Regions from separate parts of the Mus musculus genome. Here region 2 is linked to region 1. The links are chromatin loops, found by intact Hi-C in ENCODE. Cell type or tissue: left cerebral cortex. All regions are shown on one strand.

What was found. A loop is a pair of places that touch in the nucleus more often than their neighbours do. Peaks named below come from ENCODE experiments on the same cell type or tissue, not always from the same donor. Only the 100,000 strongest peaks of a DNase experiment are listed, where the experiment ranks them.
Region 2: a loop joins it to region 1, with 6 times the contacts of the local background. A loop is called at or near these places in 1 of 42 quality-filtered maps.

What each region holds. Positions count from the first base shown.
Region 1 is chr15:12,105,662-12,108,161 of GRCm38, reverse strand. No RefSeq gene overlaps it. Among named protein-coding and RNA genes, the nearest start is that of Zfr, 11 kb to the left of the region's middle. In left cerebral cortex, no CTCF peak of the experiment used is centred here; a DNase peak (open chromatin) is centred at 1,501; H3K27ac peaks cover 1,330 bases.
Region 2 is chr15:12,023,861-12,026,360 of GRCm38, reverse strand. No RefSeq gene overlaps it. Among named protein-coding and RNA genes, the nearest start is that of Sub1, 29 kb to the right of the region's middle. In left cerebral cortex, a CTCF peak has its summit at 1,098; DNase peaks (open chromatin) are centred at 54 and 1,214; H3K27ac peaks cover 758 bases.

The sequences.
Region 1 (2,500 bases):
TGTGGTACTGTCCACCCTCATCTGCCACAGCTTCTCACAATGTGACACTGCCCACTACCCACCAAGGCTCCCACAATGTCACACTGCCACCACTCACCACAAGATGACTGGTGCTTACTCTTGAATTTCTAAAAAATGAGCTACATTTTTTATTTCATCAATTTAACTGCCTCAGGTTTTTTGTTACAGTAATGAAGTAAGAATGAGTGCTGTAGGGTCTCATACTCGGTGGTTCAGTTTCTACCAGGACCCAGAAACTTCTCAGGAGTTGATTCTTCCCTGGATGAGTAGCTACTGACAGAGTTGACACAGTCTGAGTGTAAAACCTTAAAGGGTTTGTGCTTGATTTTGCTGCTGGTGCTCACTAGAGGACTGAATGTTCGTCTGCCACAGACATTGCTGTGCTCATAATGTCCAGTGACAAAGCTGCTGGAACTGGAACTTGGATCTGCCTCATTGCCTGTTCATGATGATACAGACCCAAACTGGCCTTTCTGGATGTAGAAGAGTGTAGCAGGAAGAGTGGGGCCAGTAGCCACAAAAGCATCTCCTGCAGGAGGACTTAGTTAAGGACTGCCTGAGAGACTGAGGATGGCTTACGCAGACAATGCTGGCCAGTCAGGAACTGCTGTTTAGAAGAGATGCTTTCCTGGGTGGAGGGGATTAAAGGAGCTTACAGCAGTGCTGGGGTGAGCTTGCTGCAGCAGCCTCACCTGCTCCTGGAATCTGTGTCATTGACTCTGTGCCACCTCACCCCCAACCCCCAAGGGCAGGCAGGGTTAGGCGGTGTGTAGCCTAGGGCCCAGGCAACAGGAGAGTATATCCCAACTTAACCTATGTTGGCTCAACACTCCTAAGATGTGTCCCAAGCACTGTGCTTTAAGGTAATGCGGGTTATGGGTACAGTGGATGTGAGTCTCTGTGAGGCAGCCTCGGTATAGAAGCTTTGTTGGGGCAGCTGCAGCCCAGGGAGTATAGAAAGGGTCAGACAGAGCTCTTCCTGTCCCATCCACGTGGACCCATTCTATGCTGGGTCCTTTTACACCTGTGTCCTAATTTCAAAACTTAACCAAAATCTGGTCTTTAATTGATGCTGAAACACTGCAGCCCTTAATTACGTTCTAGGTATGCCTCCCCTCCCCCACACCGTGACTTCACAGTTCTAGGTATGCCTCCCCTCCCCCACACCGTGACTTCACAGTTCTAGGTATGCCTCCCCTCCCCCACACCGTGACTTCACAGATGAGGGGCTTTAGTTAAAATGACCACTGAGGCTTTCTGGATGTCTGCTTTCTTAGTTGGCTAGTCACTGGGTTTTTAACGCCTTATCCTGCCCCTTCACTCCATTTTGTGCTCTCAGCCGCCCTAGTGCGAAAACCCGCGATGCAAATCCATGCCAGGTTCTTTCTCTTCATGGCCCTGGTCCAGAGCAGAATGAAGCTGTGGGTACCTCCCCCACACATGAGCAAGCTAATTCCACTCTTCGGCTTCTGCTTCCTGGAGCACATGGTATATTACACAGCACTAGTTAAGATCTTAGCAGAAAACAGATGGCATCTTCAGCTTGAGTAGTTTGATCCAACGTGCCAAGGAACAGAACAAGAACAGCCTAGAAGCCGAGGAAGAGCAGTGTGTGGAGGCGCAGAGGCTGGCCTGGGAGAAGGACCAATCCAGGCAGTAAGACCAGTGTGTCTGGGCTGTTCGGCTTAGCGATCCTTCCGTGGTGAGCCGTTCTTAGGCACACAGCTGCTTTCTGATTTTGCCTCCTAGACCCTTGCCTGTGTCATTTGTGTTATTTATCTGAGCTGTGGTTTCAGCAAAGGCCTAAGGATGCACTTTACCGCGAGGAAAACGTTCATCCACGCTGTGCCCCCTCAGCGCTGTGTCTCCGGGCGCTCCTTTGTTCGTGTGTCTGTAGAGTCATTCCAAATGCACCCTCACTACTGAGCTGGGCTCTTCACCAGGGTGCCTTGCGAAGCTATTCCTCTCTGTGAATCGAAGGCCCATTACAAATAAAAGCTGTGGTGTGTGGAAAAGCGATAATACCAAGTGACCACCATCACTGACGTTCTGTCAAAGGGCCAATGAGGGATTTTAGATTTTTCTTTGCTTGGTTTTGTTTTGTTTTGAGAAAGGGCGTCTCTGTGTAGCCCCTGGCTATCCTGAAACTAGCTCTGTAGACCAGGCTGACCTCAAACTCACAGAGATCCACCTGCCTCTGCCTCCTGAGTGCTAGGATTAAAGGCGTGCGCCACCAGTGCCCAGCAGTAGATACATTTTAGTTTTTAAAGTCACATTTTCTTTATTTCTTTTGCATACCTGTGTATGGACACACATGTGTTACAGTATATTTGTGATAGTGAGAGGACACATGCAAGGAGTTGGTTCTCACCCCAACCTGGAGATTGAACTCAAGTTGACAGACTTGGCAGCAAGTGCCTTTACCAGCTGAGCCATCTCACCAGGCTCTCGCTCTCTCTCTCTCTCTCTCTCTCTCTCT
Region 2 (2,500 bases), 82 kb after region 1:
GTCTTGAAAAATGGACTCGAAGCTCAACTGGGAAAATAAAGAACATGAAACAAAGAACCAAGTAGAGGCTCTGCCACCTCCACAGTGTTAAGAGCTGCATGTGTGCAGTGGGGCAGCTGCCCCCGGACTTCCTCTAAAAGCTAAACAGAACTCACCGTATGACTCAGTAATTCCACTCCTAGGCATACACGAAAGAGAGCCAGAAACATACATTACAATAAAACCCACATACAAAAGTATACAACACCATTAAACACAAACATACATTATATTAAGACCTATATACAAGAGAATACATCATCATAAGCACAAAGGCCAAAATTTGAAACAACCCAAGTCCATACCAACTAATGAATGAATAAAATATTATGAGTATGCCAATTTTAAAAAGTAAAGTAAGTTTAGTGAAATACTACTCAGCCATTAAAAAGTAATGAAATCTTGCATACAATAACATTTATATTTCGGAAAAATAAAGGTGAAAAGGTCAGACATATATTTTTGCTGCCACTTATACAAAATGTCTAGAGTAAGAAAATATATAGAATCAAATTAGTTTAGTATGGTATAAGCAGGGTATGATAGGGCACCCCTGGAAACCCAGCATTTACATACAGGAAGTAGAGGCAGGATAGAAGGCTAAGGTTATCCTCAACTACAAAGTAAGTTAGAGGATAGCCTGAACTTAAGAGACCCTTTCTCAAAAAGACAAACGATGCATTTTATACAATCTAGGAACTAAGAAAATGTTCCCAGCGCGCCCTGCCTCGGTTGGCACACATATAGGCTGCAGAGAGAGTGCAGCTGGCTTCAGATGACAAATCCCTCCGCCCTGACACTCTTCCTTTGCAGCAGGTTCAAGAATAAGAGGGTGGCTGCTTATTATAGCGTTACATTGTTTACATATGTTTCGACCTCAGCCGCAGGGATGACTTGGTAGTTTTCAAATGCTAGGAGTTGCGGGTCTTAAACTCTTTTCTAGAAGCTTCACCAGGCCCTCGCTGGTGGGTGGTCTTGAAGTGATCTTGGGTGGTTCTGCCTGCCCACTGCACCAAGACAGCAAGGTTTTGACTGCGTGTAGCACCTTGAACAAGCTCACCAGGCTCCTGTTGGCTGGTCCAGAAAGTGTTTTTAGGAGGAGCATCGTGAATCCGTGCTCTGTGTGAAATGTGTTAGGACAGAAGGCGTTTTCAAGCTGAGACGCCCAAGGATGGGGAAGGATGCCTGGCAGAGAGTGAATCAAGTCGCACTTTGCTTTCCCTCCCATTCCAGTTTCAGGTTTCCATCCCCAACGCTCTTGCCTATATGGAACCCTGCAGAATGTGTCTTTGTCACTTCTGCGTGGTCACATATGCTCCGCGGCACACTTGGGATTACGGCGATTTTTTTTTTTTTAAGTTTGCCTTTAGCATTTTGCGGGACGCCTGCTCTCAGCAGCTGTTTGTTTATACTGTCTTGTGATTGTTTTTGCACATTATCAATGAACAGCTCGTAATTACATCATTACCAGGCAAGGAGCTAGTTGAATTCCCTGCAGGGTGTTTCTAAGGGGAATGCTCTACCAGGTCTATTCTTAGAGCTCTGAGGAGATTCGAGGTTAGATCGACAGTCAGCGTCTCCCGGGAGAGATGGATATTCTAGTCAGCTAAAAAAGCCCCACACTTTGAGGGCTCGGTGGCAGGCAGTCTCTGAAGATGACTTATTTGAACTTCTTCCAGCAGCATTTCAGACTCAAGTCAGTCCCTTCTTCCTTTCCTATATTTATTGTACTTTAAGCAATTGGCACATACAAAATGTACAGGTATATGAGAAGGCAGGAATAGTTTAACACATGTACCCATGGGTTAATGTTTGAGACTGTCTCCTCCGGCATTTGTTACGTCTTCATGATGAAAGCACTCAGCATCCTTTTCAGTATATTGTACATCATCATTTGCTATAGACCCCAACTGTGTAGTAACACATCAGGAGCTCCCTCCTTTGTGTAGCTTGGTCAACCTTTGCTCCTCACCCCAAATGATTCCTGTTAGGAGCCACACCTATTCTCTACCCTCCTCCACCCTCTACTCGGTTACTCTTGGGTTCACCTCATCTGGATTTTTCATACGAGCATTGAGCATATTATTGTAGGTTTTGTTTGGGCTTCTCTCACTTACTGTAATATTTTCCAGATTGGTATATAGAATGGCACCAATTGCATTTGTTCTATCCTCTCTAAATAAAAAATTATGTAAAATAGATGTAATATAAAATTTATCATCTAAATCACCGAACTGTACAGGTCAGTGTGCATTGGCTCCAACCAAGCACCGATTCTTTCATCTTGCAAAACTAAAAGATATATCCATTAATGCACTTCTTGTTGACCTTCTGTGTACGTGGAGGCCAGGACAGTGATAGGTGTCTTCTCTCGCTTTCCACCTTATTTATTTGAAGCGTAGTCTTTCACTGAACATGTTGCTCAGGGCTTCTGAGTTAGACTGACAATGAGCCCTGAGAT